3 separate regions of the Homo sapiens genome follow, and all the other regions are linked to region 2. The links are chromatin loops, found by intact Hi-C in ENCODE. Cell type or tissue: PC-3. All regions are shown on one strand. Region 1 overlaps NRP1 (neuropilin 1). Region 2 overlaps NRP1 (neuropilin 1). Region 3 overlaps NRP1 (neuropilin 1).

Region 1 (2,500 bases), 80 kb before region 2:
AGCGATCGTTTACAGGTTGTTCAGTTTGAATAGCTATTAATGCTCGTGCAAAATAAACCAAAGAGCCACAGAAACACATTTTTGCTGGTGAAAATTGTGTTCGCCAACATCATTTCTCACTCCAGCTTATGATGTCAGGCATCATATTTCTCCATTATTAATGTACTATGCCAGTGGGGGGAGGTCCTCTTGGAAGGAGATTAAAAAGACACCACCACCTCAAATCCCCCTTCCTAATAATGTGAGAATGTCCGGAAGCCTGGGGGGTTGGTGCAGTAGCTCACAGTGTCAGACAACACCCTGTGGAGGATTAGCTTCCTTTCCATTAACCATCTCCACTGTAGAGAGTCAGGGGTCACTTGTACTCACCAGAGAAAACCTGACTTAGGCAAAGTCACTATTCATCTGTTCAGCACCACATACCTATAAAGCCTCAGAAACCGCTATTCAGTGACTGAATACATTTCTCACCTTCCCATCACTTTCCCCTTACTTGGCCATTTTCCTAAACCCATAATTCAAACTTTCCCAAAGAAAAAAAATAATCTCTAGGTAATGCTCTTAAGAATTCTTAGAAAGAAATCTTTATTCTTTGAGCACTCTTCTGGGAAACCTAACCTGTGATTACTGTTAGGACTCAAAATGTTTCACCACCTGCATCTACGTAGATAGGATGAGGAGTCTGGGGAAATAATGGAGCCAATAGGCTTTTAGCTTGAGGAGCGTGGATTCTAAAGCCAGGGACACTCATGAAAACAACCACCTGGCGGATTACACCCTAACGTTGAAACTGTGGCAAAGTACCTTTTAATTGCAAAAGGGTTTAGGCAGAGATTTATCTTTGAGTTCCTTGGCAATAAATGTTTACCCACTTTACCACTGTTACTATAGAATGGGGAAGGTTTAAGGTAGAAAATTTAAGAAAAATAATGGGAAGATGCCTAAATGAGGAGGGAGGGGTTGGTCCTTCTCTGAATATTTAAAAAATCCACAACATGTTTACATTCCGAGGGTGGTAAGTGGGGAGGGTGAGGTCTGGGGAGGGACCTTCCCCAGATGGGAGCCCCGTCTGTATGTGAGCAGAGAGAAAAAGACCCTGCATAGAACGGTGGTGCCCTTTGGACCCATTCATAGCCTCCTTGTGAACTGGAGCTTTCTTTTTCCAGAGCAGGGACCCAGACAGACAGAGGGGTCAACTCTCTGACCCCTCCTCTAGCTTTTATGAATTAAATTCCTCAGACGTAATTCCCAGCTCTCATCCAGCGGCTGGAACACAGGGAGTGAATGAGAGCCAAACAGGTGCCTTCATTCTCACCTTTGCCGGGCTGCTGTGCTGTCGTGACTGGGGATCTCGACATCCCGAGCAATGCCGTGTTTGCCACACTGGCAACAGTAACAGAGCAATCTGCAGCCGGCTTCGGGATCGAAATTTGCAAACTCAGGATCCTGGGCTTCAGGCCAATGCAGGCTGGGTGCGTTGCAGTGGTGACACGTTTAGTCTCTAGGGAGGGATGCTGGCACACCAGCTGCATTCCTGGCAGCACGCTTGCCAGTGCGAAACTTAACGAGTGGAGCTGGTATCAACTCCAGAGGGAGACTCAAGCTGCTTCCTTAACTTCTTTGGCAATACTCCCCTCTGCAACTTGTGCGCAGTACACCCTCCTGAATATTTACAGGAGCTGCTATTTGCGATACTATTTGGGGCCCTGTTGGATAGTACTTTGAAGGGAAGTGCTAAAACGATAGCAGCCTTCCAGTTTACAAATGTAACTATAGTATTCCTGAATAATTCAATTTCCTAAAATTGGCACTTAACTGTGCAATGACTTATTTCTTGCTGGGAAGGGATTCTAATCCCACCCCCCACCCCCCACTCACCACCCCACACATACTTTTAAAAATAGCTTCTACTTTTGCCAAGAGGAGCGCCTAGTATTTACTATTGGAGGATATGTGAATTAAAATACCAGCTTCTTTCCCTGTTGCAATCCACCGGCACTATATTAGCTGAGTTCTCTGCTACCTGAGAGGAACGTATCCTCAACAGAAATGCCTTAGTTTTTCAGAATGCCTCACCCACCTCTCTTATTTGTGCTTGGAAGGCAACGTGAGCTAGAATTTGGCCACTTAGTATTCAGACCATGTCAGGATTCAAGTAAAAAGCCTATATTGCAGAGCTGGATGCACCGTCGCCAGGCCAAACACAGTCAACAGTTCAAATCACAGTTAAATTATAAGAAAGCGTGGGGCGAAACATGCAAACCTGCCTTGTCAATGAAGCAGTAGAGATAAAAGGAATTACTCCATAAATGCTAGCTTGTGGGGCTTTAATGAATACAGAGATGGTGTTCTTTCCAGCTACATCCCATTGATTATAAAGGCTAGTTAGGATTTTAAACATAATGCTTTCTTCTTCCTCCTCCTCCTCCTCCTTTTCCTCCTTGCCTCCCCTCCTCCTCCTCTTTCTCCTCCTCCTCCTTCACTTTTGTCTTCTTTTAAC
Region 2 (2,500 bases):
GGAAGGACATTGGAAGGTAAAGGCAGACTGTCATTCTCTGAAGCGAGAAGTGCCTGAAACATTTTTTCAGGCAAAGCGGTTCCATGTCCTGGTCATTTCAAAAATATCCAAGTTCCTACATTTTATGGTATCATCAGAATATGAAGAGCCAAAAGAATGGATGATGTCATTTTCTGTTCTATAAACAATAAATGTAATGTATTAACAAAGTAAATACAGGCAGAACTGTGTGTGCTGGGGTGGCTTTCTTTATCCTGAATGTGCATGTTTTATAAAGTACATTTAAGGAGAAAAATCAAAACCACACACACATTAACATGTTCCAATATTAACATTTTCTAACATGAGATTATGCAACAGTACATTTCAGGGTCATGGGCGTTGGCATCCAAGGTTGCTCAATCATTCAGTCACCGTTCAGTTGACTGTACTTCATCTACATAATTCAATCTTGCTGCGGAAAAGAGTGGTAAATTTTGGAGAGGGTTTCCCATGCCTTAAGAAGTCCTATTTCATGGCTATGATAGACTAGACATGAAATATATCTCTCCGATGACACTACAGCTGTGAAATATAGCCTGTTTGCACTAAATGAAAGTACTCACATTTTACACATCACATAGCTTACTAGTTTACTTTCCCAAACTGGCTCTGTCTACCCTTTGGGAGGTCACATTATCATTGGGAGAATCCAAACTGCTCCATTTGGACAGTTTTTATGGTGGATTCCTTCCAAAATTTGACATTAGCTCTAGAAAAGGGTTCCTTATAAACTAAAAATGCAAAGTAAATCATTCTTATCTATTCAATAAATCTTCCCATTAAAATTCCTCCTGCCATTGGGGGAGGGGCCATGGAGACAAGGCTCAGAGCAGAAGGCGAGATACTTTGTTAATAAACACAAGCAAGTTAAAGAAGCTCAAAATGAGATAAGGTCTTGGCCTGACCCTAATACAGCATCTAATACCAGACTTCCCTTATTGTTCATAGGGATTCTTTTGAGGCTTATTTTTAAGTTCAACGGTCCAGATGCCCCAGGCGCCTTCCTGTTTGTTTCAATGCTGCCACCTCGTGGACTGCCTAAAGTCAGTGACAAGCCTAAAGGCCCTTCGTCACTGGAGAAAACAGCTGCATCTGCGGGCTTCGTTCTTTATAGGAGGACGAAAGGAGGGGGCAGAAGCCCGAGAATTTCATCTTTAGAATTTTTTTTATTGTTAGCTTATGTTTACCAAAACAACAGTCATACTTGGAATAAGTAGCAATGATTTCATTTTTCCCATACTTAAAAGTTAAGCTCCTTTCAAAAAGAGGCTGTGTAAAATGTCAGGCTGTGGGTTTTAAAAACACCATAGTCCAACAGCACCTTGTAGGGCACACACAAGGCAAGTCATTCCCGTGAATTCATTCACGCTGTCTTTTCAGATTCCTAAGGAAGCCTTTTGAACATTAAAAAAAAGAAAAGAGAAGTAAAAACGGGTAGCTATTGAAATGGGCTTTGGATTTAGATGACCTTACATTGAGGTTTTAAGCCGGGTGAACAATTTATATGTAAATTTAGAAATTAAAAAAGCAGAAATTTATACTTAAATTAATCGACCTTATAGAAGGCATGGAAGAAAAAAAAATAATCCTAAAATGCTTAAGAGATTCTAACCCTGACATTAAAGACCTGAAGCATGAACTGGTGAGGTGGAAATAGAGAAAACCTCCTGGGTGAGGCATTTCGCCAAGTTACTTTCCACTTTTGAGGCTTCATGGGTCAATCTCTAATTAAGATTCTTTTCATTGGTGGGTATCAACTTATATGATTTATCCTCAAGAACAGAATGGCTTTCATATTAAATACTGTGGAAATGGGGAGAGTGCAGCAAATGTAATACACGTGCTTTAGAAAATAGCCTTCCTGGAGATTTTATGTAAACCCAATTTGACAGGCAGTCCATAATCCTTTTAAAGCTGGATTTTTAAAGAAATTACTAAATGTGGTTTTGCAAACATTTTGACATCTCCATGCATCTTTTGGTTTCTTGGTAATCCTGGCTTTCCTGGAATTTTCAAACAGACATAAAGTTGTATAAATCGTGCTTTCCATGAGTGAACCAAGGGCCTTTGTGACCCTAAATGATCAAATTTGCCTTTCTTTGCTTGTCTCTTATTTTTACTTCCCACCCACTGAAGAGTTTCCAACATATGGTTTTAACTGTGAATTTGGCTGGGGCTCTCACAAGACCTTCTGCCACTGGGAACATGACAATCACGTGCAGCTCAAGTGGAGTGTGTTGACCAGCAAGACGGGACCCATTCAGGATCACACAGGTATCACAGAGTTCACTTCGGCTGCATGGCTTTGCAGATTCTCTTTGATTCCGAGGCTGTGTTACTGGGAGGGTTTCTAATGTCTGTGAATTTAGGGCGGGTAGGAATTACTACAGGCGTTCACATGTGCTATTATTTTCTAGAATTAACAATGTCTCTTTCCCTAGTAGCGAGAAGCATAGGG
Region 3 (2,500 bases), 60 kb before region 2:
AAATATTGCCATGAAAATCCAAGTATCAGTGCTATATTCCAATAAGTCCCTTACTACCATCTTTTTAAAGAATTTTGAATGAAAGAACTCTTTGGTGTATCAAGTTAAAAAAGAAAAATGCATCTTAAATCCCCTATATTTTGATGACTGTGGGCCCTGTTTTTCCCTTCAGATTTCAAATGTATGGAAGCTCTGGGCATGGAATCAGGAGAAATTCATTCTGACCAGATCACAGCTTCTTCCCAGTATAGCACCAACTGGTCTGCAGAGCGCTCCCGCCTGAACTACCCTGAGAATGGGTGGACTCCCGGAGAGGATTCCTACCGAGAGTGGATACAGGTATGCAGCATAAGATCAAGCCTATCTAGGATTGAATAAGTTTTTGACCATCTAGAGAGGTTGTTGAAAGAAAGTGGTACTGTGCCAAATGGCCTCCAATGAGAAGATAGGTTCACGGCCATCAGGTATAAATCACTGCAAGAGAAGATAGGTTCACGGCCATCAGGTATAAATCACTGCAAAATGAGCCCATCGCTACACGATCAGAGAAAAGCAGGCCCAAGATGACATCCCTGAAAACGCATTTATCTTCTCAGATACTTATATACTACTCTTCCGAGAATGTGACTACAAGTGTCTCACTTTGATAACAGCTCCAAGATCTGATTTTTCCCAACTACACACTGTCTGTTAATGGGCTTCCTATTTTGACATGTTTTTATTTCCTGGATGAAATATATGAATCCTGTTTATAGACGTGTATGAAATAATTGTTTCCAATAATAGGTTTCTGTTTGTTCAGGGTAGGAGAAGGGAAGGAAAGGTTGGAGTGTGTTTTTCCATGTAGGTCTATATAGCACACATCCAAGAAGGGGGTTTGGTTGAAGGCACTCTCCATTGACGAGATATCCATGTTTAGGCATGAAATGTACATATTTGTGTCTTCATTAGTGATGCTACCTCTGCTTTCCTCGCTTTGTTCTGGCATTCCCTTCCTGCTGTCACTTACATATCCCCACAGACACCTCGTCTGCCCCACATCCCCACCGCTGACCCCATTTTCCAGCCGTCTAATCTACCCCCTCTCATCGCCGGCACCACTCCTAATGCCCACTTGCCCAACCTTGATATCTGGGTATTCCCACCCAAAGGCCTGATGCTGACAGTCCTGAGTTTTTCACTCACTGTTAAATGAAACATCCATAGCTGGATCTGTGGGTTAAACTGTGGGCAAATTATACAAAAGATTATTTGCTGAAGGATCCAGGCTTCCTTTTCAGGAGAATAGTCAGATCCTGTCTTACGTTTATTGCTAGATATAAAATGACTAATTCCCAGAGAGAGTTTCTAAGCAAGAAAAAAAAAAAAAACCACAAGATGATTAATCCTCTACTTTCCACATCTATTGCTGCTTCAGTCTTTTGAGCACAAATAGCAGATTTTGTTTTACTTTGGAAAGGTCAATATTAGTTTAACATACACTTAAAGTGAAATGGCCTATTACAGGAGACTGAACTCACGCTAACCTCCAACACTGAGAAATATGTAGAGAGTGAGAAAAGATGAGACGTCTACCTTGGGATTGCTGAATCCATCTCTAGATTAAGACAGAAATGAAATGAGTTTGCCAGTGTCAAAATAGTTCTTGGTAACTTGTTTTCCCACATCCCCAAACCAACAGGCAGTTCAGTATGATTGACAGATGTGCCTCTCGGGGGAAGCTTACATTTTGCAGCACTAAGCATGTTTGCATGGTAATGAAACAGGAAAGGTCTCCTTGTGTCCCTCACAGGGCGTGCGATAGGGGTGTGGCTCGCTTCTTCAGTGCCCCGCTGCTGAAACCTCTAGGGGAGCATACAGATGGGCAGGCAGTGGGGCTTCGACCCCACGGCAGTGTCTAAGGCTGAATGTTTACAGCCGCAGCCCCAGTGGGCGCGTGTTACAGGTGCTCTTTTGCTTTGCCGTCTATAGGCGGCTTGTGTTCACCAGCTCAATTAGACCCCCTTCCTTATCACAAGGACAGAGGGATTTCTGTATCCCAGGGTTTCTTGCCTTGGTGTACGGGAAGATTCGGATCACACGTGGTCTTGGAGAATGCGTGCAAGGTTTTATTGCTGGGGGAGCCGGAAGGGAGATGGTTTTCTCCTGGACTCTTCTCCAACAGCTCCGGTCAAACTCCACGTCGTTGTGCTTGTGCCTGTTGGTGTGCTCTTCTACCGGTGGGCTCTCGACGATCAGCCACTTGTGCCTTCTTCCCCCAATGTGTTCCTCACGATATCCAGCCGCTTGTATATCTGCCCGCTAGGGTCTCGGGTTATTAAAGGCCCAGGATGGGGGCGTGGTGGGCCATGGTGGTCTTGGAAAATGCAACATTTAGGCGGGAAAGCAGGAGTACCTGTCTTCACTTTGGTCCGTGGGGGTGGAGCCCTAGCCAGGGACTCTCCTTTCTCTACCCTGCACTTCCCTTCCCCCTTCTGTACCATTTAAAGGGACCGCGCTC

The links. Hi-C counts contacts between places; a loop is a spot of excess contacts. Peaks named below come from ENCODE experiments on the same cell type or tissue, not always from the same donor. Only the 100,000 strongest peaks of a DNase experiment are listed, where the experiment ranks them.
Region 1: it touches region 2 in a loop (5-fold over the local background); 20 of 110 quality-filtered maps call a loop at or near these places.
Region 3: it touches region 2 in a loop (4-fold over the local background); 15 of 110 quality-filtered maps call a loop at or near these places.

Annotation. Positions count from the first base shown.
Region 1 is chr10:33,272,468-33,274,967 of GRCh38, reverse strand. All of the region lies in intron 2 of NRP1 (neuropilin 1), which reads left to right. Among named protein-coding and RNA genes, the nearest start is that of NRP1, 61 kb to the left of the region's middle. In PC-3, no CTCF peak of the experiment used is centred here; DNase peaks (open chromatin) are centred at 437 and 1,447; H3K4me3 peaks cover 1,329 bases; H3K27ac peaks cover 2,500 bases.
Region 2 is chr10:33,192,097-33,194,596 of GRCh38, reverse strand. It overlaps NRP1 (neuropilin 1), which reads left to right. Exons shown (of 17, transcript NM_003873.7): 13 at 2,179-2,316. Among named protein-coding and RNA genes, the nearest start is that of IATPR, 77 kb to the right of the region's middle. In PC-3, no CTCF peak of the experiment used is centred here; DNase peaks (open chromatin) are centred at 306 and 1,066; H3K4me3 peaks cover 457 bases; H3K27ac peaks cover 2,432 bases.
Region 3 is chr10:33,251,867-33,254,366 of GRCh38, reverse strand. It overlaps NRP1 (neuropilin 1), which reads left to right. Exons shown (of 17, transcript NM_003873.7): 6 at 173-339. Among named protein-coding and RNA genes, the nearest start is that of NRP1, 82 kb to the left of the region's middle. In PC-3, no CTCF peak of the experiment used is centred here; a DNase peak (open chromatin) is centred at 1,366; H3K4me3 peaks cover 1,156 bases; H3K27ac peaks cover 2,500 bases.